Linked DNA regions of Mus musculus: region 2 is linked to region 1. A link is a loop called in an ENCODE intact Hi-C map of the cell type or tissue named here. Cell type or tissue: left cerebral cortex. All regions are shown on one strand. Each heading gives the region's core, and the rest is flanking DNA. Links, peaks and the distances in the headings are about the cores only. Region 1 overlaps Zfp157 (zinc finger protein 157). Region 2 overlaps Zfp68 (zinc finger protein 68).

Region 1 (15,078 bases), core at 6,560-9,059:
CTGTACCTTAGGATTTGAGCCTAGGAATAAGAATTCATTAGGCTTTCACAGCTATCTTTCAACCAGAGCGTGCTCACTGTTTATTGGGTTCCAGAGGACCTGAGAAACTCAGTCTCCTTACCTTCTTCTGGCTCTATAATCTAATACACTAAAGACACCCCCTGTCATCTTCATCATCTTCTTTCCATTCCCCTTCCTCCTCTTCCTCTTCCTCCTCCTCCCCCTTCTTCTCTCCCTCTCCTCTCCCTGTCCTCTTCACCCTCCCCCCTTCTTCTTCCTCCTCTTTTTTTATTTTTGTTTTGCTTTCCATCGGTGAGTTCAGAAATACTGATGTTTCTGAAGAAATAGTATTACCATACTGGCTGACACCCTCAAGAGCCTAGTTTTTAATGTCACAAAATGTTCTCCATGCTTACATTTTTCCTATAATTACTGATAGTGTTGTATTTGTTTAAATTTTTTAAAATATTATTTCTATGTCTGGTTGGTTCTGTTGCTGTTCTTTTAGCATTTTGATTTCTCTCTGCGTGGTGTCAGGAGTTGGAGCGTCAGGTGAACGCTGCTGAGAGTACCTCACCCTTTTTTGTAAGATGAAGGGTGCTTTCCATTCCCCATTCTTCCAAAGTGACAGGTGAGGGCAAGAAATCCTAATACACATGGCAGCAACCAGGCAAACGGTGGTACGTATTGGAAAAATGAGAACATTTCCAACAGTCGATTCTGAGGATTTTGGAAAGAGTGGAGTATTAGGCATAAAATGCAAAAGTGAGGTTTTAGTAATGATCCATACACTAACATAGTATTCAAGTAAATAGGTTCAGCAAACAGTGATAATGATAGAAAACACAAGCTTAAATAACTGTAGAAGGAAGATCAATAGGTCAAGCATTCATTGGAAAGCAGCCTTCGCTGGAGTAGCCGAGAAAAATCCACGAGGAATGAAGATAAGGTTGAGAAATGACTGTAGTGAGGGAACCATACAGGAAAAGGAAGAATGGTCAGGAGTGCAACATTTAAGCTCCCTTGTCTATGGTAAAGAGATGCAGCCTATCACTGGGAAATGAGGAGACGAAAGACACAGGAAAGGTACTCCATGAACTGTAGCTTAAAATTGCATAAATACATGGAAAGAACAAAAAACCCAAACCAGAGAACACACATCCAGGGGCGCAACCGTTCAGAAGCACCTCACGGTTGTAGTTAAGATGCAACGTACAGAATAGAGAAAGACACCTTACCACATACGAGGCAAGTCCCTTTAGCCTGGTAACCTTTTAACTGGAACCCTGGTAGTAGAAAGCATGGGCTCCTGTATTTTCAAGCACTGAAATAAAATAATTGCCAACGAAGTTGCCTCTCTTCAGCAGTGTTACCCTGTAAACGGTAAGATTAGTGAAGAACTACAGATCTTTCTCCATGAGTATAAAACATATCACACTGTGAATATAAGGGGTACCGTGGATACTTCAAGAAATGTTGCACAGAAACAAAAAGGTGAATGTAATCAGGGTTTGAGTGATGGTTCAAGGGTTAAGTGTACTGGCTGCTCTTTCAGAGGACCGGAGTTCAATTCCTAGCAACTGATGCCTTTTTCTAGCTTCTGCGGATACTACATGCACATGGCACATACATAGGAAAAGCACCCAAACACATAAAATAAATAAAAATTAAATCTCAGAAAAATCAAAACAATGGATGTAATCAAGAGCCTTGAAAAGGATTATAATCCACTAATAAAAACATCAGAATGAAGAAAGTGTTAGACATTAACTCCATAAATTAGCAGACCTCTAACATGGAGGAGAAAAAAAAAATTAGTAATTATTCTTTAACAAGATTAATTGTAACTGATTTTTCCAACTCATAGCTGAACACTGACAACCAGGATTTAAAGAAGAACACTGCAAGCTACTACTTAAATGTGAGTTTATAATACGGGTGAAGGACAGACTGAAACAAAGGAAAACTGTTTTGGAGCAAATAGAATATGAACGAATTCAACAGTAGCCATATTTACATTAGTCAAATCATACTGCATGCCAAAGTAAACCAGAAGTTTTTTGCACATGAAATATTGGACTAGTGTATTATGATGACCGCTAATTAAAGAGAATCTATCCAAATTAATAAAAAAATGATGAAATGGACGATTTCATCAGACATCTTTGAGATAGAAAAGATTTCTTAGGAATATATTTTAGAATGTATTTTAGTAGTTACAGAATAGGAAATTGAACAGACATGTATTTGTACATAAATATGACCTTCCAGAATTCTACAAAATGAAATTAATGTTATATCAATCAATAAGAAGTGATGCCATTGAGGCAACAATAGGGTGCCACAACTAATCAAAGCTCCTTGTAAAATCTCTTTGACTAGTTCTTCTACCAGACAGGTATAAAAGTACATGTCTATGCCCATCAAGCTGATTCATAAAGTGGAATAGGAATATGGTAATCTTGGAGACTTGCTATATTAGATATCAGCCAGTATTAGATAGCAAGACTAGGTAGGAATCAGAGAAGAAAATGTACATGTAAAAATCTTCAATAACAACAGACAACAGAATTCTTTAAAACATTAAAAATATGCCCCGTGATAAGTGTCATTTCATACCAGAGATACCAGGTAGTATAATTTATGGAAAACATTATATGTAGTGTGCATGTAGTTAGAATTTGGAACACACTCACATGTTCATTTCAGTTTAATGTCTGCTAGAATTTGGCATCTCTTCAAAGTTAAAAAAAAATGGATAACTTTTTCAAGTGGCCAAAGAAAGGAATATGACAACATAATATTACAGTCTGGACAACTATTTATACTGAATATAAAAAAGGAGAAAACATTTTGCCTAAATTAATAGCAATACATATTGTATTCCCTCTCATTTACTTTTTTTTTTTTTTTTTTGAGAACTTCTTATTTGCACAAATTATTTGGTCAAGGTTTCCCTTCCTTTCTTTTATCCAACTTCTTTCCTATCCCACTATCACTTCTCCCTCCCACACTCATGTGCTCTACTTTTTAAACCCACTGAATCCACTTTGTGCTACCAGTGTGTGTGAGGGTGGAGGGCCATTCATGGAGCTTGAGTGCTCTCTTGGGGGCCATACCCCTGTAGAAACCTCAACTTTCCATCACCTAGTAGCTCTCAGTTACCAGTTGCTTCTGAGTTATCAATGGGACTTTGTCAGTCCCTTCTTCATTTATGTTGGGATTTTGATTAGCTTTATTCTGCAAAGGCTTTATATACATAGTCCTAGCTATTGTGAGTTCATGTGTGCAGTGGCGTTGTCTTGGCCTGACATTGCTGTTTGAGAAAGTTATCTACCACTTCTGTTCCTACGATCCTTCCTTTCCTTCTTCCATGGTGACCCCTGACCTCTGGGAGGAAGGTGTGTACTGCAGATATCTCCTTTAGGATTGGGCACTCTGACAAATGAAGAGTGACAGCTGCACTAATATATGCATATAAAGATAAGTACTTAGGAGACTCTTTAATGCTATAGCTATATAGAAAAAGGTTGAAGTAGCTGCTGCCTGACAGCCGGTGACCTACCCATCCACACGTTCTTGACCCAGTTACAAAGCAAGAGTTCTATCTCATGGAGTGTGCCTTAACTCCAACTAGAGTGGATGGTTGCTCCTTTAAATCCCATGCCACTACTGTGAAACTAGGTATAAAGTATTAGGCCAGTTATTATTGTAGCTCTCAGGGTTCACAGCTGGCTAAGCATGTTGATAACTTTTCTTGTAGTATTGTGATGGCACTTCCCAGTACTACAAAAGCTAGCCAGCAGGCATGAAGCTTCAAGATCAGTATCAGCTTAATCTTTCATGTTTTATAACTGAAGTTTAAAGTGGCTTCACAAGTGGGGTCTTACCGTCAAGTTCTAGGGAGTAACTAAGAACAGTAGCAATATTTTTTATTGTTGGTGCAGGGGAGGTCTTTGGAATCAAACTATCAACACCTTGAAAATAGATAACGTCAAAGCACTGAATATTTTGTTCAGTAATATATGGTATCTGGGGCATTTCATTTTTCCCTATCTAAGGTATCTCTATTCTATCTTTCTGTCTGTCTGTCTGTCTGTTTATCTGTCTATCTATTAATCAGTCATCTGTCTATTTATCTCATCCATCCATCCATCCATCCATCCATCCATCCATCCATCCATCCATCCATCCCACCTTTCTTTTAGAACCTTTCAAAGTGGTTTCCATGAGGCTGTTAAAGAAAGGTCTTTTAGTGTTAGTATCCCACCCTCTGCCTTGTCCTCTCACCCTCACCTCACTGAACCTTACCTTCACCATTATTCCCCTTTACTCATTTATAACATTTGTTTTATATCTCCCTTTTGGCCTCTTTTTGTTTTCCTGACTTCTATAGGTTTTCCTATTTAAGCACATACATCTAAAGATTCAGAGGTCGGATCCACATATGAGAGAGAACTTGGGTCATCTTTCAGGATCTGGGTTGTCTTTCAAAGAATCATCTATTTCCAGCTCCATTTATTTACCTGCAAAGGTCACAATCTAATTTTTATTTACAATATAATAATTTTTTATTTTATGTGTATATAAATATCATATTTTAATTATCTATTCATTAGATAATGGTCATCTCTGCTCTTACTTCAATTTCCAAGCTTTGAACAGTCATGCATGTGTGTATTAACCATTTCCACTGCAGCAAGAAGTTTTTCTGATGAAGTTTGAGAACAGTGTAAACTGGAGATAGAAACATACATGTTTAGAAGACAGTTCAATAATATGACCATTTGAAAGACAAAATAGTTTCTTACTTAAGGATTCAGACTTCTCAAGCTATGATTTTGAATAAATTATGTCTATAATTTTGTACAATTAATATATAGTAAAAGATACCTAAATGTGTATTGATATTCTCTACATATAGGCACATACCAGTCAGACTCGCAACCCAATCCTTTCTTAGCATTTATTTTTAATAAATTTTTTTTTTTTTTTGCAAAAATGTATTTTAGTCCAAGAGGCAAAGAGATTTGTAGAACAGAAGATGGATTCCTGGGAGCTTCTGCAGCAGCTGCCCTCCAGTGTGGGAGAAAGGCGATCGTAGGCAATGACCAATGGAAGACAGAGCCTGTGTGGCTTTTCAGGGCGAAGGAATCAAATTTATAAGAAATGTATAATAATCCTTTTATGAACCTACATTTTTTGCTCCTAAAACAGAATGTGAAGCCTATGTTTAGTGGGTAGCTAGTGAAAGAAAATCTTTGCACCTCACATAATGAGCTGTGGTATCAGATGGTGTGTATACAATTAAGGTTATAAAGGAATAGCAGCTCAGGTTAACAACACAGTTAAAAATTAATGCGCCAAACAATAGCGAAGAAGTAGGTGAATAACTTCTTTCCATGTATTTGTCAAAAGAAGAAGCAGTGGAGGAACATGGCTTAGGACTGCCTTACCTGTTTGTGTAAAATTTCCCTCATTAAGCTGAAGAATCATGAAGAAACCCCACAATTATATTTGAACTGAATAAATAATATATTTGATTTAAGGATAGTGATTTTTTTTTTTATTATATTGTTGTAGGTGTTCTTGAAGTTTATACTCCAAATGAGAGTTGCCTGGAAAATGCAGAGAGTCGTATGTGGCCAGTGGGAAGCATCAACAGAAATCTTTCAAATAAAGAGATGATTGAAGTAGGTAAAATGTGAAAGTGAATACATCCTTCACATTTTGATTGTGGACATAAGGAGGATTGCTCACAGCAAAGGAGCCTAACCTGTGGCAGAAAGTGTGTGTAGCGAGCCTAATGGGATGCTAGCTAGTGACAAACCTGATAATAACTGACAAGCCCCTCTGGCACCCTGAACATCTTACTCTGCCTAACAAGGTTGAAAGTTCACATGATGATATTTATAATGTTTGACTGGGGACATACATCTACACAGAGACAATGTTATTGATACCTAAAAAGTTTTCTATTTAAGAAACTGCTAGTTTCATGATTGGAAGTCTTTTTTTTTTTAAATTTTTTATTTTCATTGTTTAAAATTAACTCTGCAAAACATATCTCATATAAGGAAAATATTGCATATAACCAGACACAGAATAGAACACGGTAAAGGATGAGATAGCTGAGCAGTTAAGAGCCTGAGCTACTCTATCTCATAGCAGGAGCTAGGTTCCCAGCACACGTTTTGCGACTCTTAGCTAGCCTGTAATTCCAGCGCCCAAGTAATAAGACATCTCTGCCTCTGTGGGTGCCTGCTCCTGAACACACATACCTCTACATGTATGCATAACTTAAAATGGTAGAAAGAAATTAATCTTATTTTAAGTAACAAGATGCACAGCAGGGAAAATTGTGAGTGTACTTCCTGTAAAACTTTTAAGATGTTATTATCCTCACAGAACATTAGTAAGTACATGCTAGAAAAAAGCCCCATTTGTAGAAAACCTTGACAGATTCTTTTGTCTCAAGGCAGAAATGAAGGTTCAACTGGAACTTCCCCGAGGTACAAAACCCTATGAGTGTAAACCGTGTATGAAAATGGTCAGCCTGCCATCGCAGTGCAGCAAGCAGCATGCATACTATCCAAGTGTGAAACCATACGAATGGAAGGAATGTCAGAAAGCTTTCTGTTACAAGTCAGCGCTCACTCAACACCAGAGAGCTCGTACAAGATTGAAGATCTATCAGTGTACAGAATGCAAGAAAGCTTTCTCCTCCAAATCAGAACTCACTGTGCATCATAGAATTCATACTGGTGAGAAGCCCCATGCATGTGAAGAATGTGGGAAAGCTTTCTATCGTAAGTCAACCCTTACAGTACATCAGAAAACTCATAGAGGTGAGAAACCTTACGAATGTAAAGAATGTTGGAAAGCTTTCTATTATAAGTCAACCCTCACTGAACATCAGCGAATTCATACCGGCGAGAAGCCTTATGTGTGTAAAGACTGTGGCAAGGCTTTCTTCTACAAGTCAAACTTAACTCGCCATCATAGAACTCATACACGTGAGAAACCTTATGAATGCAAAGAGTGCAGGAAAGGTTTTTCCTCCAAGTCAGAGCTCACTTCACATCATAGAACTCATACCGGGGAGAAGCCCTATCAGTGTGAGGAATGTGGCAAAGCTTTTTACTGCAAGTCAACCCTTCGTGTACATCAAAAAATACATTCCGGAGAAAAGCCTTATGAGTGTAAGGAATGTCAGAAATCTTTCTATTATAAGTCAACTCTAACTGAACATCAGAGAACTCATACAGGTGAAAAGCCCTATGAATGTAAAGACTGTGGCAAGGCTTTCTTCTACAAGTCACAGTTAACTCGCCATCATAGAATTCATACAGGTGAGAAGCCTTATGAATGCGAAGAGTGCAGAAAAGCTTTCTCCTCCAAGTCAGAGCTCACTGCTCATCATAGAACTCATACCGGCGAGAGGCCCTATGAATGTAAAGACTGTGGCAAATGTTTCTATCGCAAGTCACACTTAACTCTTCATCATAGAATCCATACAGGTGAGAAGCCCTATGAATGTAAAGATTGCAGAAAAGCTTTTTTCTGCAAGTCAGGACTCGCCCGACATCTGGGAACTCATACACATGGTACTAATACAAAGAACAGAGAAAAGCATTTTCCTGCAACTCACAGCTCAGTCAATATCAGAAATGATATACAAGTTAGAAACCCTGTGGCTCTAAATAATGAAAAAAAACTCTCTACTATAAATCACTCCTCAGTTCATATGATGGACTTCTTAGAGTTGAGAAGTCCTATAGATGTACATAATGCAGGAAAACTTACCTTCTTAACTCATGCCTCATTCAATGTGAATGAACTCAGGTGAGACACGCTAATAACAGAGAAGGCTAGAAAGCATGCAGTCAACCAGGATCACTTGACATCAGAGGATGCCTTACGAAAGAGTACGGCAAAGAACTGGCACAAGGGAGACCTCTCAGTATCAGAAGACCGTTTTGTCTGGAAAGAACACAGGAAAGCAGCTTAAACATGGAAAGAAGCTTATGACTTAAAAGCCCAAAGTTTTGAATGGTGACTCGGGTCTCTGTTGAAACCTGCAATGGAACACCCTGAGAATGTATAAAAATCAAAAAACATTTTCCAGTTAGGCTACCATATACGTACTAACCTTGAAAAACATTTAAGGGACCCTTTTAAAAAACAGGAAAATTTTGATGTCAGACCACAGTCTGCATCAAAAAAAGTCATACAGGTGAGAGACTGTGTACAAATAAATCATGTATAGTGGCACTTGCTTATGTTCCGTTTCATTGACACAGTTATTCAAGACTAGGGAACATCATATTCTCTCCAACTCTAGGTGGGCCTAGAATGTTAAAAGGGCATGTGTAGAAATGTGATATGTTTCAGAAGTGCTGTTGAGTTATGTTGGAAATGACTGACTCTGTATTAGGTAGGAGGCACTGGCTTATTCTGTAGGACTGCTAAAGTGATCTGTGTTATCTGATTCTCATCTCGAAAGAGAAAATGCGGGAAGTCTTCTGATGACGTCATTTTAGTCTGACAGTCAGTGATGTAGGGGCCCAGACATTAGCAGTACTTATTTCCTGATCTCAGAGAAGCGATGGCTGAGAGTGGCAACATTTATATCAAATTAGCAGCACAGGAGAGATGGAGGTCCATGGGATTTGTACCACAGTTTGCAGATAAATGAGGGAATCTAGACCAGTGCTTAAGATAACAAACCGAGTGAGTGTTAGAGCCAGGATCAAATACCCTATCTCAGCTCAGTGTCGCTTGCACTCACTCTGCACCATTTCACCTGACCAGATTTATACAGCTTGCTCTTAGTGGATGGAAGGAGAACAGTTTTCATTATCATTTTCCAACTCTGGGAGAAGAGAATCTAAATAATAGTGTCCTGACTCTTTTAAGCCAAGCAACAGCCAGCTCCGAGAATTCAGCTGTGCCCCCTTGCAGAAGCTCATCACAACTGGGCTTATTGATGGTTTATACTCTCGTCTCCTCCCAGCATCCAACTGCTCCCTACCAACTGGCAGCTCTGCAGACTGCCTAGAGAAAAGATTTAGAGTAAGTGCCAGGAAACACTAGGGAAGTAGCCACAGCCTCCATCTATGTTGTTTTGGAAAAAAAAAATCCCATTCCTGCTGAGTAAGTCATTCCAGATGCCACCCACTAGGGGTGGTGTACTCATACCCTTGGAAGTAACCCTTACTCACGCTCTGTAAGGAAGCCAAATAAAGTCATTGATATATTTATGAACTTTGGAATGACGGCTCTGTTTGTTATTAGTACCTTAGGGGAAGGGGTAGAGATTGCTTTACATCAACCCCCGGGAAGGAATTTATATCAACATGGAGTCACCATTAGCATGCCCCTGTATCTTTGTGAAGGATTACGTGGCTGTCAGTGATCCTGGAGTCAGAGCTATGGGACAAGGAGTCTGTCCCAGAGGCTTAGGAGGAAATCTCAAAATCTCAGTACATAGGAAAAGGCCTTCCAGAAGAGTCTCAGATCTGAGCTTACGATTTAGATGCATATTGTCTGCCCCTCAGAGTGACATAATCTTGACAAGATACAAACCACCCAACCTTTAAGATGCCTGGAGTGTACAGAAGTATGACATTTTCACAGACTTGTAGTTAGTTTCTAGTATGGGTAGGTAAAAGGTACCATGTATTCTCCCTAAATCTGAGAAAAACTGGTGGCTAGTGCTTAGCTTACTATGTGAGTCCACACGCTCCCAGCCTGAGTTCAGCAGTTTAGAATTATGACCAGTTTTTCTTTTAGAGAAAAGCCTGGCCACTCTTTTTCCACATACATCTGACTATACAAGGTCCTGGAAATAGTGCAAATGGTAGAGGGTATGGCAGCTATGATGTAAGGGGGATTTGGATAGACTTTGGCTGCTTGCCCACTAGGGCAGTATTACATAGTTTTGAAAAAATGCAGCTAGAGGTTTTATAGTTTAGGGTAGGAATGGGAGTGTGGTAGTCATGTTACAGCTTGCCCTATTCACTTACTAGGCTTTCAAAGATAAACATCAAAATGTATCAAAGATAAATTTCAAAATTACACATCAGGATCAAAAGAGGGTTTGTGAATGGGACTAGAAGCATAGACAACTTTGTGTGTGTGTGTGTGTGTGTGTGTGTGTGTGTGTTCTTGTGTGCACACATTCTTTGTAAACTCGAGAATAAACATCAAGAGTAAACAATGGTTTATATCCTTTCCTATACTAAAGAAGGCTCTAACAAGAAGTCTGAGAGGACATCATCTACTTGCCATCACCAGTGCCTTGTAACATTCTCATCAAGCACAAAAGTACTTAATCCCATGATTAAATGAGCATGGAGCCAGAAAAGAGACATGTCAAGCTATATTTAAAGAAATAGAGCAATCCTTTCAGAGGGCTTACCTAAAACCATTGGCAAATAGAGATATTTATATCATGATTCATAATAGTAGCTAAATACCATTATAAAGTAGCAATGGAAATAATTTTATGGTTGGCTGATAAGAGCTAGCTAGTGTCTGAATTCCATAGGATTAATTAGTAAGACTCCAGGATACAGCAGTTAATGTGCAAAATGTTTAGAAGTTCTTTCAAAGTTAGGCATTCACTTATCTTACTCAGAGAACAAAAACCTTGATAGTTACTGATGTAACTAAAAGCTGAATCTTTAAACAAATATCCACCCTACTATATGTGGAGATATTCCTGTTTCAAGTTTTAAATGTCAACCAGGATGTTGGGAGAATGGCAGTGGATAGACTATAGTAGACTACAGTAAGACTATGTATGGCATACTCATTGAAGAAGTGATGGGAGGTGCTGAGTTAAGTAACATTAGAGGCTTGCAACTATGTCCTCCAAATATCAGACTGCACAAACTACTCCAGTTGCCAGATATGTTATTTACTAACGGTGTACAAGTTTGCAAGTCAAGGTCCTCTTGGAAAGGAATACATTATAGATAAGTGGGACTAATTCCTACAATCTCAATGAGCAATTTGTAAATAAAATGAAAATACTCTAGCAAACGCTGTGCCAGTGTATAACTGGGATCATCAATGTGAACCTATCCCTCTTCCACACTTTAATCACTTTGTGAATGTATTTCCCTGCACTCGCTTTGAACCAATACTGATATGTTCTCTTGGGTTATAATCATGCACATGAATACTTATTTCTGTATTGTATTGTTAGTAGGAGAATATCAAATATATTTACCAGCTAATTTTACTCAATGAATAATAATTTATCATTAAATTTTTATTAATGAGTACTTATTCTAACTCTTCACAGTTTGGGCTTTTAAAGATTTTTTTCAAGTTAAAATATATTCTTTTCCTCCTTCCCTTTCCTACATTCAACCTTCCCCAAGTACTCCTTGCTCTCAAATTCATGCTCTCTTCAATTTTTATTACAGATGTGTGTAAATATATATAATATACATATATGTATTCCTAAATATAAATACAGTCTCTTAAATCTGCATAATGTTACTTGTATGTGCGTGCTGTTAGGGTATTGGCTAACCAATTGGTTGAAATGTTGGGAAGATTATTTCTCCTGTTCTCAGCATTCCTTAGTTATCTGCAGACCTCTGTCTAGAGTTGGCACCTTGTGCGATTACTGCCTGCCCTCTGTTAGTATATCTGTTGATGCGATCCTTTAACGAGAGATTTTAAAAATTGTATGTGTATGAATGTGCTGCTTCCACTTAAGTTAATACACTGTGTGCATACTTGCTACCCTACCTGCAGATTCCAGAAGATGATGTTGGATCCCGTGAATTGAGAGTTAGATGGTTGTGGGTAATATGAGTGCTGAGAACTGAGCCTAGGTCTTCTGCAGAAGCACCAAGTACTCTTGACTACTGAGCCATCTCTGCAGCCCATGCCGCTAGTGTTTTAATTTACATCTCCATTGATTTCTCTAATCTCTAAACATATTGAGGATAGTTTATGATATTAAACACTTATGTATGTTCTATACAATGTGACCTGTGGCCATTCAAGTCTTTTGTCTTTGTTTGTTTGTTTGTTTTGTTCTGGGATGTCTAGTGTCTAGTTTTTCCTTTTATTTTCAGAGTATTTGAAGTTGACCCAAGTTTTAATCCTATCAATCAGGAGGTAGAGGCAGATGGATCTCTGTGAGTTCATGTTCGGCCTGGTCTACCTAGTGAGTTTCTAAACAGCCAAGGCTATGTAGAGAATAAAATGAAAGTAGTTGATCTATGTGACGTGGTGAAGTTTCTCCTAGTGTGTTTTTTCTTCCTACCCTTAAACTATATAGTCTGATGTATGGTCTTTTTAAAAAAGTCATTGCATTATAAATACTTTAAAATCATGGCTTTAAGCAAATTTGAAAGGAAATAATAAACAGATTGTATATTTCCCATCCACTTGGTGACTTAGAGCCATTCCTTTATCAAGTTATTTTTTTAAGTTTTAGTGCTGATCTAGTGTGATGTGAATAACATTCTTTTTTTTTTCCATTTTTTTTATTAGGTATTTAGCTCATTTACATTTCCAATGCTATACCAAAAGTCCCCCATACCCACCCACCTCCACTCCCCTACCCACCCACTCCCCCTTTTTGGCCCTGGTGTTCCCCTGTACTGGGGCATATAAAGTTTGCAAGTCCAATGGGCCTCTCTTTCCAGTGATGGCCGACTAGGCCATCTTTTGATACATATGCAGCTAGAGTCAAGAGCTCCGGGGTACTGGTTAGTTCATAATGTTGTTCCACCTATAGGGTTGCAGATCCCTTTAGCTCCTTGGCTACTTTATCTAGCTCCTCCATTGGGAGCCCTGTGATCCATCCATTAGCTGACTGTGAGCATCCACTTCTGTGTTTGCTAGGCCCCGGCATAGTCTCACAAGAGACAGCTACATCTGGGTCCTTTCAATAAAATCTTGCTAGTGTATGCAATGGTGTCAGCGTTTGGATGCTGATTATGGGGTGGATCCCTGGATATGGCAGTCTCTACATGGTCCATCCTTTCATCTCAGCTCCAAACTTTGTCTCTGTAACTCCTTCCATGGGCCCATGGAGTGAATAACATTCTTATATACTCGGAACAGTGGAAAGATCTGTCATCCAGAGGTGCTAGCCCCTTGTACAGCTGTGCACCTGAGTGACTAGTTCATCTGTCACTCAGCATTCAGTCTGTTGAGGACAGGGTTTGAGAAAGACTTGGTACACAGCCTTGGCCTTCCTGGAACTCACTGTGCAGAACAGGCTTCCCTTAGCCATGCTGGAATCTTCTGCCTCTCAAATGTTGGGATTGTATGCCTGTTCGATCATACCCAACTGCATTCAGTATTAAAAATGTGATTGCTAGCAGAGTTCCAGATGCAACTATGAACATCTAGATGGTTCTACTACCCAGATGAACTGCAAATCAGAAACAGTACATGAAATAACTTGTTGATTACAGTTTTGTTCTCTTACAGGTTCTTGTGTCTGAAGCCTGTTTATATATGTGACAGTGTTGAGATGCCGAATTAAGTATGAGGTCTCTACTGCTCCTTCCCATCACAGAGATTTTATCACCCCCTCCTTCCTCCCTCCCTCTTTTCATCCTTGGCACTAGTTAGAGGACCACCACCAACAACAATTTAAGCTCGTAGACTCCAAATTTATTAACTATAGTTCTTATACATAATTACCAGTTAAAGTATTCCATTATTCTAAAAGAGTTTAATTCTAAAAGATGTATTTATGTTCTGTAAAAAAGCATTTGTTCTTGATTTTTATTAGTTTGCTCTTCCTTGAAAAAAAGAAATGACCTGTGACAAGAAAATGTAAAAAGAGCTTATTTTGCTTCCTGGTTTTCAGGAGTTATCAGTCTATCATGACAGGAAAAGTATTAATAGGATTAGCTAAGCCCCAGGTAGTGAGAGCTGAAGGTGTTCATTTCTCACATAGTAGAGGGCAGAGAAGCAGAGACTGGAGGCCAGATCCATTAATAGGTATAAACTTCAAAAGTCTGTGAGTAATGATAAACTGCCACAGGCTCAAACTCATCACTGGAAGTTGCTAAAGAGACAGGGGAAGCTAGCCTCTGCACTTCCCTACTGCTGTGCAGGGCTAGAAAGGTGAGCTCTCCTTCCCTTCTCCCTTCATAGATGCCCTGGCCTTTGGAGAGGGTAAACAAAGAGTGCCCAGCCTTGTGCCAGAATATTGTAATTCCCCTTTTCACCTTTGCAGATCTCTGGAATCTGCAATCCGGAGAGTCTAGTGCCAGCCAATAAATTGTGAGTGTCAGTGTTCTTGTACTGTTTGCATTTGTTCTGTTAGTTCTGTTGGAACAGCCTCGAGGCGTCAGTATACTCCGCAGAAGGGTGACTAGAGCGGACTTGCTAGAAGGTCACTGCGGAGATGTCCCTGATCCTGCAAGCTTGACAGTTACCTTCATAGGGAGGAATCTGTGTTCGAGGAAGGGTCTCAGCACAATCTACTTTCTTACTCACCTCACTTCCACTTTCCAAGGCGAGAGTCTGAGTCCTAGTGCTTGGAGTGGCAAGCCGGCTATTTCGTGCCTGTGGGTCTGTCTGTGGTACTTCGTGCAGTGTTTGGTTTCGTGTTGTACTGGACTCTGATGGATGATATGGGACAGGCTGACTCCTCCCCCTTCAACATTGTTTTAGCTCACTTTAAGGAAGTGAGAACTAGAGCTCACAATCTCCATAGATGTGAACAAGAAATGTACAGTCAGGTGACCACCAGAAGGGACCTTTCACCTCCCCACGGTATTAGCAAAAGGCGCAGGGACATCTGGATCAAGTCCCCTATATAGTGGTTTGGAAGGACTTGGTTTCTAATCCACCACCATGCGTTAAACCCTTCCTCTTCCCTCTAACTAATGCTTCTACACCACTAGGAACAGTGTCGGCCCTGGTGACAGAAGAACAGATGTGGGAAGTTCCTAAGTCTCTTGCATCTCTTTGCCCCATTTTACAGGAGAGTATGCCAGAGGAAGTTCTATCCTACCGCCTACCACCCAAACCCCAGCAGCACCAGCATTCCCACTGGGACCAGCTGTGCCAGCACCTCTACAA
Region 2 (15,078 bases), core at 6,891-9,390, 150 kb after region 1:
GGGAGACAAGCTCTCTCCCGGTGGAATCTGGGTACGAAGAGCTGGGGCACAGGGTCTGCTCCAGGGGCAGATGAAAATGAGAAGGGTCCTGTCGCAGGCTGCTCCTCAGTTCTTGTGTCCCGAGGACTCCGGGCAGGTCTCTTGAAGCAGAAGAGAGGTCCTACCTGTGCTCACAGCTGTGTCAGTACCCCTAGGAGACCAGCTCACTTATGGCGGGACCTGTGTATGGAGAGCTGTGGCACAGGGTCCGCTCCAGGCACAGATGGAAACCAGAAGAATCCCATCTCAGGCTGCTCCTCAGTTCCTATGTCCTGAGAGCCCCAGACAGGTCCCATAGAGCAGAAGTGGTGGTCCTACCTGTGCTCTCAGCTGTGTCAGCACCCCAGGGAGACAAACAGAGTGGATACATAAAACAGGACCCAGCATTTTGCTACATCCAGGAAATGGATCTCAGTGACAAAGACAAGCTGGAGTAGCCATTCTAATATTGAATAAAATTGACTTAACAGATATCTATAGAACATTTCATCCTAAAACAAAAGAATATAACTTCTGCTCAGCACCTCATGGTACCTTCTCTAAAACTGGCCATATAATTGTTCACAAAACAGGCCTCAACAAATACAAGGAGATGGAAATAATCTCATGCACCCTATCAGATCACCGCCATAGACTAAGGGTGGTCTTCAATAGCAACAAAAACAACAGAAAGACCACATACATGTGGAATCTCAACAGTTATCTATTCAATGATAACTCCGTCAGGGAAGAAATAAAGAAAGATATTAAGGACTTTTTACAATTCACTGAAAATGAAGGCACAACATATCCAAACTTATGGGACACAATAAAAGCATTGCTAAGAGGAAAACTTATAGCTCTGAACAAAAAGAATCAAATACACATAAGAGACTCCTCTTGGGCAGGATATAATCAAACTCAGGGCTCAAATCAACCAAGTAGAAACAAAAAGAACTATACAAAGAATCAACAAAACCAGGGCCTGGTTCTTTGAGAAAATCAACAAGATAGAAAAATCCTTAGCCAGACTAACTAGAGGGCACAGAGACAGTATCCAAATTAACAAAATCATGAATGAAAAGGGAGTATAACAACAGAAACTTAAGAAATTTGTAAAATCACTAGATCCTACTACAAAAGCCTATACTCAACAAAACTGGAAAACCTGGATGAAATGGACAATTTTCTAGACAGATACCAGGTACCAAAGTTAAATCAATATCGGATAAACCATCTAAACAAACCCATAACTCCTAAAGAAATAGAAGCAGTCATTAAAAGTCTCCCAATCAAAAAAAAAAAAAAAAAAAGCCCAAGACCAGATGGGTTTAGCGCAGAATTCTATGAGACCTTCAAAGAAGACCTAATACCAATACTCTTCAAACTACTCCACAAAATAAAAACAGAAAGACTACTACCCAATTTGTTCTATGAAGCCACAGTTATGCTGATACCAAAACCACACAGACTCAACAAAGAAAGAGAACTTCAGACCATCTCTCTTATGTATATCGATGCAAAATACTCAATCAAATTCTCAAAAACAGAATCCAAGAACACATCAAAACTATCATTCACAACAATCAAGTCGGCTTCATTCCAGGGATGCAGGGATGGCTCGATATATGGAAATTCATCACTATAATCCACTACATAAACAAAATAAAACAAACAAAAACATGATTATATCATTAGATAATGAAAAAGCATTCGAAAATTCAACATCCCTTAATGTTAAAAGTCTTGGAAAGATCAGGAATTCAAGGCCCATAAATAAACATAGTAAAAGCAATATACAGCAAACCAGTAGCCAATATCAAACTAAATGGAGAGAAACTTAAAGCAATCCCACTAAAATCAAGGCTGCCTACTCTCTCCCTATCTATTCAATATAGTACTTGATGTTCTAGCTAGACAACAAAAGGAGGTCAAAGGGATACAAATTGGAAAGGAAGAAGTCAAAATGTCACTATTTGCAGATTATATGATAGTATACTTTAGTGACCCTAGAAATTCCATCAGAGAACTACTACAGCTGAAAAACAACTTCAGCAAAGTGGCTGGATATAAAATTAACTCAAAACAAATAAGTAGCCTTCCTATACTCAAAGGATAAACAGGCTGAGAAAGAAATTAGGGAAATGACACTCTTCACAATAGTCGCAAACAATATAAAATATCTTGGTGTGACTCTAACCAAACAAGTGAAAGATCTGTATGACAAGAACTTCAAGTCTTTGAAGAAAGAAATCAAAGATCTCAGAAGATGGAAAGATCTTCCATGCTCATGGATTGGCAGGATTAATATAGTAAAAATGGCCATCTTGCCAAAAGCAATCTACAGATTCAATGCAATCCTGACCAAAATTCCAACTCAATTCTTCATAGAGTTAGAAAAAGCAATTCTCAAATTATTTTGGAATAACAAAAAAAGCCCAGGATAGCAAAAAACTATTCCCAAGAGTAAAAGAACATCTGAGGGAATCACCATCCCTGACCTCAAGCTGTGCTACAGAGCAATAGTGATTAAAAACAAAAAAAAAAAAAAAAAAAAAAAACCTGCATGGTATTGGTACAGAGACAGGCAGATAGATCAATGGAATAGAATTGAAGACCCAGAAATGAACCCACACACCTATGGTCACTTGATATTTGACAAAGGAGCTAAAACCATCCAGTGGAAAGAAGACAGCATTTTCAACAAATGGTGCTGGCACAACTGGCAGTCAGCATGTAGAAGAATGCAAATCGATTCATTCTTATCTCCTTGTACAAAGCTCAAGTCCAAGTAGATCAAGGACCTCCACATAAAACCAGATACACTGAACCTAATAGAAGAGAAAGTGGGAGAAAGCCTTGAATACATGGGCAAAAAGGAAATTTTCCTGAACAGAACACCAATGTCTTATGCTCTAAGAACAAGGATCAACAAATGGGACCTCATAAAATTGAAAAGCTTGTTTAAGGCAAAGGACACTGTCAATAGGACAAGACAGCAACAGCAACAGATTGGGAAAAGATCTTTCCCAACCTTATATCACTACAGGGCTAATATCCAACATATACAAAGAACTCAAGAAGTTAGACTCCAGAGAACCAAATAGCCCTATTTTAAAATGGGTAACAGATCTAAACAGAGAATTCTCAACTGATGAAACTCGAATGGCTGAGAAGCACCTAAAGAAATGTTGAGCATCTTTTGTCATCAGAAAAATGCAAATCAAAATGACCCTGAGATTCTACCTCACAGCAATCAGAATGACTAAGACAAAAAATTCAGGTGACAGCAGATGCTGGCAAGAATGTGGAAAAAGAGGAACACTCTTCCATTGCTGGAGGGATTGCAAGCTCTGGAAATCAGTTTGGCAGTCCCTTGGAAAATGGACATAGTAGTAACTGAGGACTCAGTATATGCCACTCCTGGACATATACCCAGAAGATGCTACAACCTGTAATAAGAACACATGCTCTTCTATGTTCATAGCAGCCATATTTACAATAGCCAGAAGCTGGAAACAACTCAGATGTCCCTCAACAGAGGAATGGATACAGAAAATATTGTATATTTACACAATGGAATACTACTCAGCTATTAAAAACAATGACTTCATGAAATTCGCCGGCAAATCTAGAAGATATCATCCTGAATAAGGTAACTCACTGATAAGTGGGTATTAGTCAAAAAGTGTGGTATATCCACGATACAACTAAGGGACCACATGAAATTCAAGAGGAAGGAAAACAAAGAATAGATGATTCAGTCCTTCTTAGAACAAAATAATCTAGGGAAATAGAGGGTGGAGGGACTTGGGAGGAAGAGAAGAGGGGAAAGCAAAAAAGAGAATCAAGTATGGGAGAAGATGGAAATGTACAAAGGGTCAGGAAATTAAACAGAAGTGTGTAGCAATGGGGGATGGGGAAGTAGGGGTAGCAACCAGAAAGTCACAATAGGTACTCACTGATAAGTGGATATTAGCCCAGAAACTTACGATACCCAAGATGTAAGATACAATTTGCTAAACGCATGAAACTCAAGAAGAATGAAGACCAAAGTGTGGACACTTTGCCCCTTCTTAGAATTGGAAACAAAACACCCATGGAAGGAGTTACAGAGACAAAGTTTGGAGCTGTGACAAAAGGATGGACCAACTAGAGACTGCCATATCTGGGGATCCATCCCATAATCAGCTTCCAAACGCTGACACCATTGCATACACTAGCAAGATTTTGCTGAAAGGACCCAGATATAGCTGTCTCTTGTGAGACTATGCCGGGGCCTAGCAAGCACATAAGTGGATGCTCACAGTCAGCTATTGGATGGATCACAGGGCTCCCAATGGAGGAGCTAGAGAAAGTACCCAAGGAGCTAAAGGAATCTGCAACCCTATAGGTGGAACAACAATATGAACTAACCAGTACCCCAGAGCTCTTGACTCTAGCTGCATATGTATCAAAAGATGGCCTAGTCGGCCATCACTGGAAAGAAAGGCCCACTGGACTTGCAAACTTTATATGCCCCAGTACAGGAGAATGCCAAGGCCAAAAAGTGGGAGTGGGTGGGTAGGGGAGTGGGGGGAGAGGGTATGGGGGACTTTTGGGATAGCATTGGAAATGTAAATGAGGAAAATACCTAATAAAAATATTAAAATATATATATGGAAATCTATCAATATAATCCACTATATAAACAAACTCAAAAAAAAGTCACATGATCATCTAATTAGATGCTGAAAAGGCCTTTGACAAAGTCCAAAACCCCTGCATGTTAAAAGCTTTAGAAAGATCAAGAATTCATTTAAGCATAATAAAAGCAATATACAGCAAACCAACAGCCAACATCAAATTAAATGGAGAGAAACTTGAAGCAATCTCACTAAAATCAGGGACACAACAAGGCTACCTACTCTCTCCCTATCTATTCAATACAGTACTTGAAGTTCTAGCTAGAACAATTAGACAACTAAAGGAGATCAAAGGGATACAAATTGTAAAGAAGAAGTCAAGGTATCACTATTTGCAGATGATATTTTAGTATATACAAGTCACCCCCCAAAATCTACCAGAGAACACCTACAGCTGATAAAGAACTTCAGCAAAGTGGCTGGATATAAAATTAATTCAAACAAATCAGTAGCCTTCCTTTATACAAAAGATAAATGGGCTGAGAAAGAAATTAGGGAAACAATAGCCTCGAATAGTATAAAATATCTTGGTATAACTCTAACAAAGCAATCTACAAAGTCAATGAAATTTGCATAAAAATCTCAACTCAATTCTTCACAGACATGGAAAGAGCAATTCTCAACTTCATATGAAAAAACACAAAACAAAAAACCAGGACAATAATTCTGAACAATAAAAGAACTTCTGGGGGAACCACCATCCCTGAGCTCAACCTTTACTATAGAGCAACATTGATAAAAACTGCATGGTATTGTACACAGGTCGGCAGGTCAATCAATGGAATGCAATTGAAGACTCAGAAAAAAAAATACATACACTTATGGACAATTGATCTTTGACAAAGAGGCCAAAACCATATAGTGGAAAAAGAAAGCATCTTCAACAAATGGTGCTGATCTAACTGGTGGTCTGCGTGTAGCATAAGGCAAATTGATCCATGTTTATCACCATGTACAAAGCTCAAGTCCAAGTGAATCAAGGACCTCAACATAAAATCAGATACAATGAATTTAGTAGAAGAGAAAGAGAGAAATAATCTGGAAATATTGGCACAGGGGAAAATTCCTGAATAGAACACTATTCTGTAAGATCAACATGTTGTAAGATCAACAGTTGATAAATGAGACCTCGTGCAACTGAAAGCTTCTGTAAGGCAAAGGGCACTGTGAATAGGACAATACAGCAACCTACAGGTTAGGGAAAGATCTTCCCTAACCCTACATCCAGTAGAGGGCTAATATCCAAAATATATAAGGAACTCAAGAAGTTAGCCTCCAAAAAAAACAAATAACCCAGTTAAAAATGGGGCACAGAGCTAAACAGAATTTTCAACAGAGGAATCTCGAATGGCCCAGAAGCACTTTAGGAAATGTTCAAAAACCTTAGTCATCAGGGAAATGAAAATCAAAATGACCCTAAGATTCCACATTATACCATTCAGAATGGCTAAGATCAAAAACTCAAGCAACAACACATGCTGGGGAGGATGTGGAGAAAGAGGAACAAAGATTGCAAACTGGTACAACCACCCTAGAAATCAATCTGAAGGTTTCTCAGAAAATTGGAAATAGTTCTATGTGACGACCCAGCTACACTACTCCGGGCATATACCCAAAAGATGTTTCACCATACTACAAGGACACTTGCTCCACTATGTTCCTTAGCAGCCTTATTTATAATGGCCAGAAACTTAAAAGCAACCCAGATGTCCCTTAACCAAAGAATAGATACAGAAAATGTGGCTCATTCACATAATGGAACACTATTCAGCTATTTAAAATGAGACATCATGAATTTTGCAAGCAAATGGATGGTACTGAAAAACATCACCCCGAGTGTGGTAACCCAGACCCAAAAGGACATGCATGGTACTCACTCATAAATGGATATTATCCAAAAAGTATAAAATATCCATGATACAAGTCACAGACCATCATAAGAATTTTAACAAAAGGAAGGCCCAAGTAAGGACACTTCAATCTCACTTAGAAGGATGAACAACATAATCACAGGGGGCAAAGGGAAGTAGGAACCTGGGTAGAAAAGAGAGGGGGAATGGAAAGGGGACAGTATCAGGTATGGGGGAAGATGAGAAAAGCCCAGAGGGTTAGGAGAATGAACAGACATATGCAGCTGCTAGGGGTGAGTGGTGAGAGGAACCTCTAGAAAATACCAGACCTGAGATGTAAGAGGCTCCTAAGACTCAATGGGGATGATCTTAGGTGAAATGCCCAACAGTGGGGAGATTGAACCTGAAGAGACCACCTCCAGTAGATAGTCAAGGCCTCCAGTGAAGGCTTGGGGTCACCAACCCATCCTCAAAATGTTTGACCCAGAATTGTTCCTGTATAAAAGAAATGCAGGGACCAAAATGGAGTAGAGACTGAGGGAAAAAATCCCAGCTTGGTGTTCACCCCATGGGCAACACCAAACCCTGACACTACTACTGATGCTATGTTGTGTTTGCAGACAGCAGCCCAGCCTCTAAGAGGCTCTACCAGCAGCTGACTGAAAGAGATGCAGATACTTAGAACCAGACATTGTACTTAGGTCTGGGACCCCTATGGAAGAGTAAGGGCAAGTGTTGAAGGAGCTAAAGAGAATGGCAACCCCTTAGGGAGACCAACAACAGTGTCAACTAATCCGGAACTCTAAGAGCTTCCAAAGACTAAGCCACCATCCAAAGAGCATACATGTGCTGGTCCAAGGCCCTCAGAACATATGTAGCAGAGGACTGCCTTCTCTGGCCTCAGTGGAAGAGGAGGTGCCTAATCCTGTAGAATTCAGAAAAGGGGGATGCCAGGAGTGGGGAGCACCCTCTCAAAGGTAAAGGGGAGGGGGCAGGGTGAAGAACTATGGGAGTGGGGACCAAGATGGGGGGACAACATTTGGGACCTAAATAAATAAAATAAATTTTTAAAAGATTATAAAAGAAAGAAAGGAAGCAAGATAGGAGGAAGGGAGGGAGGGAGGGAAGGAGAGAGGGAGGGAAGGAGGGAGGGAGGGAGGGAGGGAGGGAGGGAGGGAGGGAGGGAGGGAAGGGAGATAGATTTGCATAAATGTGGTTTGGAAGAGAATGCCCCCCATAGGCTTATATGTTTGAATTCTTGGTCCCCAGTTGATGGAACTGTTTGAAAGGACTAGTTGGACTTTATTGGAAGAAGTGAGCCACTAGAGGGTACTTTGAAGTTTCAAAAGCCCATACCAGGATCAGTCTTTATCTGTCTCTGTCTTTAACTTGAAGTTGTAAACCCTCAGCTGATCCAGCACCATGCCTACCTGCCTACCTGCTGCTATGCTCTCTGCCATGGTTGTCATGGACTCACCCTCTGGAACTGTAAGCAAGGCCCAATTAAATGCTGAAATAGCTATTCATTGTTTCAACTTAACTACATCTAGAATTAACTAAAATCCAAAAATGATTTGCACACCTGGGAGGAATATTTTTTTTTCTTAAATGGAAGTAGGTAGATCTATTTCTAATTCGGAATCCAGAAGACATAAATTTTTAATCCAAATTTTGAGATAGGAAGACACACCTTTAATCTGGGACACACCTTCTGCTGGAAACCTATATAAAGATATGAAAGAGGAAGCTTTTAGTCTTTGCTTGCCCTCACCTTGCTAACAAATCCATTCCTTCATAGGCACTAGAACCTACATCTTAGGAATTCCAACATGTGCTGAAAACCAGAGAAGGCATCCAGCCTCCGGGACTGAGGATCTGCTGGATTCTTGGAACTTTCTATTCACAGGCAGAAATTGTTGGATTAGCTGGACTGTATATAGCCTAAGTCAATTCTAATAAATCCCCTCTCTATAGAGAGAGTCATTCTATAAGTTCTGTTACTCTAAAGAACCCTAACACAAATAATTTCTTCTATAAATTGCCTTGATCATGGCATCGTGGACAATGTTTTGACACATTTTCTGGAATTTGATATATTCCACACTCTATACCTTGGCCTCCACCCTGGTAAGACACTCTACCAAATAAGTTTGAGATGTTCTGCTAAATTCCTACATAACTAAAAACCTTTGCAAATCCCCTGGCCTTGCAATTTGGTGGTTAGATCTTTTAATAATTTTTTTCTCCTGTTTGGGGCTATACTAACTTATGAAGGTAGGCTTAAGAGAAAATAAAGCTTGCTTAATTCCAGTTTAAAAAAAAAAGTCAGTGATCTTTACTCTCATTTAGTGGCACTAACATGACTACTGACAAACAGAATTATTCTCTCCCAGAAATGAACCCCAATTAGTTAGATTGATTATCCACTTTGTAGTGGTCAGTCCTGAATCTGCATACACACCAACAAAAATGACCTCAATGGGTTATAGTTATGTATTTGTAGGTATACCTGTATCTATAATAAAGAGGCTATCAATTTGAGTGAGGAGTTGGGCACTGGACAGAGAACCCAGAAAGGAAAAGGGTAAGGGAGGCAACTGGTACTTTTATATTAACTAAAAGGGGGAAAAAAAAGAAATTAAAATGAGAATTGTTTACCAAAAATGCTTTAATCAGATGTCAACTATGTACCAGTTTCTGCATTTCAACATGACTTTATATTAGACAGAATATGAAGTCCTATGTTGATTAAACTTTGAAAATGCAGTATCAATAACCCACTTGGAGCAGTGGATAGCTTGTCAGTTTCAATCTGAATAGTTTTATAAAAATATCCATACAACACTATATGAACATGATATATTTAACAACATATGAATGGGTTGGTTGTTTACCGTGAAACTGCATATATTGACTTGGATCTGAAATGTTCCCTGAAGGCTTATGTATCGGATGCTTGATTCTCCAATGGTGGCAATACTCTAGGAGGTGATATAAAAAGTCCTTTTGCTTGCCTTTTTTGTGGGAGAGGGGATATATTTGTTTTTCATATACGTTGCTGTTGTATATCGTTAAAAAGTAAACCTGGTACTCAGCCACTTCTTTGCTGTTTCCTATTTGTTTTAATGTTAAACAGTGCTTGCTAACCCTCTCGCCGACCATGACCTATCCATGGGAAGGGGGTCAAGTAACTATTGACTATTTGAAATGATGGCCTAAAATAAATATTTACACCCTGAAACTGGTTCTGTCAGATAGCTGGTCACAGCAATACCAAGTTAAATCATACAACCACAGTGATTTAATACTGTTAAGTCTGAAATTGCAATAAGAACTATGAACATAAAAAGGCCATGTACCCTACCTCTTTGGTCTCTCGATGCATTTGTTTCATTACATATATTACAAATTTCATGTACTTAAGCTAAGTGCCTTCATTTGGATTTCTAAAACTATATAATACAGAATGTACTTATGAGCTTGTCCACTAGATTCCAGTATCACTATCAACTTTCATTTATGTCAACCACAAATGCCCCAGAATGGAGGTCAACTTATGCTGACTGGGAATGACCATCCTGCTTGTTCATACACAACTGCTGAATACAACTTAAAATAATATTTTTAAATCATTTATTACTTCCAATTTAACACTCAAATAATATAATCAGAATACTTTTACATTGTAGGATTTTAATACAGTCCAAATGAGAGTATGTTGTATTTCACTATTCATTCTTTTTCAGCTTCCCCGACTTCTTTTCTGTGAGGGCCAAGATACAGAGACCTGATGCAGCAAACTTTGAAATTTCCCATTACCATCATTTCTCTTGATGTCAAGAGATTTGCCATCCCTTCACTGAGCTGTAAAATCAGATCTTTCATTTGCTCAATTTGTGTGTGTGTGTGAGACACACTGATGGGGTATTTAGAACATGAACATAGTATCCAGTAACTCCAGAAATTTTCATTAATTTTTTTATGCCTTAAAATTCTATGGGTGGGCATAGTAGCACATACATTTAATCTGAGCACTCACAAAGCTGAGGCAAGATAAGGAGGACTTTGCTATCAGCCAAAGCATTTGTGCCAAGACCTTATCTGCAAGCTGAAGTTAGGGAGACTTAAAAAAAAAGTGATAAAAAGAAATGTCCTTCCTGTCCTTCCCAGTAGAGCATTCTGGACTAGGTGAAAATACCTCCAGAATTACTTGTAACTTACAACAGTTGTTAAGTATAAAATACAAAAGCAGGAGAGATGGCTCAGAGAGTAAAGATGTTTTCTGCCAAGCCTGATAACCTGCGTTTGATACTAAGAACCCGCCAGGTAGAAGAGAACTGGCCTTGGGATTTGTCCTCTGACCTTGATCTATGTGCTGTGGAGTGCATGCACAGATAAAGCCTCTAAGGTGATAATATTTATAATATGTGTAATTTATATGAAAGACAGGTTACAATAATAGCAGCCAAACACTTCACTGAGCTACATCCACAACCCTAACTGCCTAAATTCAAGTGGACTCTTATGAGTGAAGCTCAGGGTCATGTAATTTCCACAAAGTTCCACACGTTTCCACATAATTCACACAAATAGGACTCTTATAGCATCTCTGATTCAAATGGAAGTGAGGTATAGCAACATTTAACCCGATCTGTATTGTCCTTTGTCCCCTTTATATGGTTTGTGAAGTTTAGATTCTCAGATTCTTATTTTTAATCAATTGTCTTTAAAAAAAAAAGTCCTCATGTACCCCAGGCTGGGTTTGAAATTGCTTTGTAGCAAAGGTTAGACTACAACTCCTCACCTCTTTCTTCACCCTGCCAAATATTAAGATTACAGGCATGTCCCCAAACACCCAACAATGAGTTCCAAATTGCATTCAGAGTTTGGGGCACTCCTCACTTTCGCTGGTTTCACACCCCTGGGTTCTGGTAGTCAGGAGAACCTCAAGTAGAAAACTGCCCTATTTGTTCTTAAATCACGGTGTCTTCCTCTATTGCCTGAGTGCAAGTGATCCTCTACCATAAACATCGGTCTTATGTTGGGTTAATGTACCTGGCTAAATTATCTGCCACAGTCAATTGTGAGTTCTTTGATAAACAAACAAAGATCAAGGTTTTCCTTCACCGTTTATTCATTTGGTTTAATCCCTTGAATAAGTGCTCCAATGTACAGTAAGATCTGACCTTTGGATAAGTGTTTTCCAATCACAGGGTCCCCTTAGCTGTAAGAAGAATGTTTAAGTAAAGTTTGTTTTCTGGTGGAAAGCTTTCTTGCATTCTTCATATTCATAATACATCGTCTGATGTTGAGAAGTATCACTCAGAAAAAAGTTGTTAGACTGTTTGCTCTCAGAGGCTTTCTTCATACTATGAATCTTCTGATGCCGCTTAAGGTTTGACTTATCATAGAAAGCTTTCCTACATTCCTTACATTCATAAGGTTTCTCACCCGTATGAGTTCGCTGATGTACAATGAGGTGTGAAGTGCAGTAAAAAGCTTTCTGACATAATTGACATTCATAGCGTTTGTCACCTGTGTGAGTTCTCTGGTGTCGAGTCAGGCCTGACTTACGGTAGAAGGTCTTCATACACTGCTTACATTCGTAAGGTTTCTCACCTGTATGAGTTCTCCAATGATGACTGAAACTTGACTTACAGATAAATGACTTCCTACATACTGTACATTCGTAAGGTTTCTCACCTGTGTGAGTTCTCTGATGGACAGTTAAATAGGACTTAGTGGAGAAGGCTTTCCCACATTCTGCACACTCATAGGGCTTCTCACCTGTATGAATTCTCTGATGTAGAGTAAGTTGGGGCTTTTGGCAAAAAGCTTTCCCACATTCCTTACATTCATATGGCTTCTCACCTGTATGAATTCTCTGATGGTCAGTAAGCTCTGATTTACGATAGAAAGCTTTCCTGCATTCAAAGCATATGTATGGTCTCTCGCCTGTGTGAACTCTCTGGTGCTGAGTGAGGTGTGACTTCTGGCAGAACGCTTTACTGCATTCTGTACATTCATAGGGCTTCTCACCAGTGTGAGTGCTCTGATGTCTATTGAAGCTGGTTTTCCAATAAAAGCACTTGCCACATATTTTACATTCATAGGTTTTTTTCCCTCTGCGGATTTTCTGATGAAGACTCACTTCTGACTGCTGAGAAAACTCATATTCCTTCTGGATAAAGAGCTTCTCATGCTGCCCCTTATGTTTTGGAAGGTATGATTCAATAATAAAAGGGTTCTCAAAGTTACTACATTTGTAATGTTTCTCTCCCATGTGCGTGGGTTCATTTTCATTAAGGTCAGACTTGCTACAGTTTATCTCTGATACATTACATTCAAAGGATTTCACCCTTATCTGAGCCATCTCTTTGTCAATAAATGCTGTATCACCTAAGGATTTTGCATATTCACTGAACTTATGAGTAAGTAATACTGCTTTTGTGTTGAAGGATTTCCCTGGTATCAGACTTTGAAAGTAACTCTGTGACCTTTGAAACCTGTATAGACTAACTTGCTCGGGGTGTGTGACAGATTCTGCAGTTCCATTAAGATCTTCAGGTTCTTCTCCAACTTCTATCTCATCAGCATCAGTGTGGAGATACACGTCCTTCCACAGAATAAACTTTCTAGGACTCATTCCTAGTGAGTTCTCATTCTTGATAGTCTGATCTGAAATATGGTTTGTGCTCACATTGCAAGTATTCCCTATTCCAGCCAACTCCTTTGATGTTTCACTGTTGAGGGCAACTTGCCACACGTGTCTTGCTTTGGTATCTGGACTGCTCTTATTCAGGGTACTCATATTCTGGAAATCTAAAATGATAGTTAAGACATATTAATAAGCACAAACTGGACATCCTAGGATAACACACACACACCACACAAATTCTTAATCTATGCTTTACCCATCTATTTGCTTTTAAATCATTTTACCAAAAACGAAAAATCTAAGAAGTTGTTAGATTGCTTACCAAAATGACATGAATTTTCCTTTACCTAACTCAATGTCATATGTGACTTCTAAGTTTAGCATATTAATATGTATTGTGTTTTTATCCATGTATACCATTGAATACTGTCTTGGTTTTGTATGTGAACACGATGTACAGTGATGATGCTCATCTCTACTTTCTTGCCCACGCCTGCAGGCTCTCTCCCTCCGTCCACACACTCCCCTTCTACCTGCAGGCTCTCTCCCTCCGTCCACACACTCCCCCGCCCACGCCTGCAGGCTCTCTTCCCTCCGTCCACACACTCCCCTTTTACTTTTCTGAGTTTACTTCGTCCTAGGAGATTTAACTCCCATACTTTTACGAGCCACTGATCACTCAAAACTGTTCAAACACATATTTGTTTCTTTAATTTCTCTGGCTATTGGGTTTTAGCATTTCCGGTTTTGATTTTAAAAGATTAAAGAAATTATTTTCAATGTTTTTTTGTTTATTAGAGATAGCTTTACAACTTCAAATTTCATTTGTTTTAGACAAAGCTTAGATGTGTATTTCACAGCCACTGGGACAGTATACACTAAACCGTCTCTGCAGGCTCATTGATGCACACTATTGTTCAACTATAAAGTTTCCCTGCGAAATCTTGTTCCTGAGTTAGCTGTTGATGATAATAAACTATTTTAGCTACTTAACTCGAGTATTTCATTCATGAAAGCGGATGTCGCCTCAGCCGGATGTCTTTGCTGCATTGTCGCTGATGCACATTATTCACTCCAGGGATGCTAATTAATTAATTAATGCACATTATTCACTCCAGGGATGCTAATTAATTAATTAATGCACATTATTCACTCCAGGGATGCTAATTAATTAATTAATGCACATTGTTCACTCCAGGGATGCTAATTAATTAATTAATGCACATTATTCACTCCAGGATGCTAATTAATTAATTAATGCACATTATTCACTCCAGGACGCTAATTAATTAATTAATGCACATTATTCACTCCAGGACGCTAATTAATTAATTAATGCACATTATTCACTCCAGGACGCTAATTAATTAATTAATGCACATTATTCACTCCAGGGATGCTAATTAATTAATTAATGCGCATTATTCACTCCAGGACGCTAACGCGTGATCTAAAACTTGTCTTCTTTGGTTTTTTTTAATGGAACCCAGAACACCAAAATTTAGTGCATAAGAATTTGGAATAATTATATTTTAATGGATTGGCTCCTTTATAAATATTCAGATTATTTCTTTATCCCATCTAAATTAATCTGGTGTGAGGATGGCTTACTGAGGAGTGCCTTTACAGTATTTGTCTCAAAAAATATTATTCATATTTTCGGTTCATAAGTACTTTGGCCAATAAGAGGAGATGCTACATAGAGCAAGTAACATCTTAGTTTTTATTCCACCTGGCCATCTGCTTTATATTTAAGAAGACTTAAATTTAGGATTCTTATTGGAAGATACTAATTAGATCTTTATCTTAAAAGGTCTTCCAGTTTGTTCAATTAATAATGGTGAAAGCATGTCTATACTCTCTGTGA

Evidence for each region. Hi-C counts contacts between places; a loop is a spot of excess contacts. Peaks named below come from ENCODE experiments on the same cell type or tissue, not always from the same donor. Only the 100,000 strongest peaks of a DNase experiment are listed, where the experiment ranks them.
Region 2: it touches region 1 in a loop (2.1-fold over the local background); 2 of 42 quality-filtered maps call a loop at or near these places.

Annotation. Positions count from the first base shown.
Region 1 is chr5:138,449,397-138,464,474 of GRCm38, forward strand. Zfp157 (zinc finger protein 157) reads left to right here. Exons shown (of 5, transcript NM_028130.3): 4 at 5,584-5,693; 5 at 6,479-11,298. The coding sequence ends at 7,849. Among named protein-coding and RNA genes, the nearest start is that of Zfp157, 15 kb to the left of the region's middle. In left cerebral cortex, for the core only: no CTCF peak of the experiment used is centred there; no DNase peak of the experiment used is centred there.
Region 2 is chr5:138,594,447-138,609,524 of GRCm38, forward strand. It overlaps Zfp68 (zinc finger protein 68), which reads right to left. Exons shown (of 6, transcript NM_013844.2): 6 at 9,206-13,375. The coding sequence ends at 11,793. Among named protein-coding and RNA genes, the nearest start is that of Zfp68, 18 kb to the right of the region's middle. In left cerebral cortex, for the core only: no CTCF peak of the experiment used is centred there; no DNase peak of the experiment used is centred there.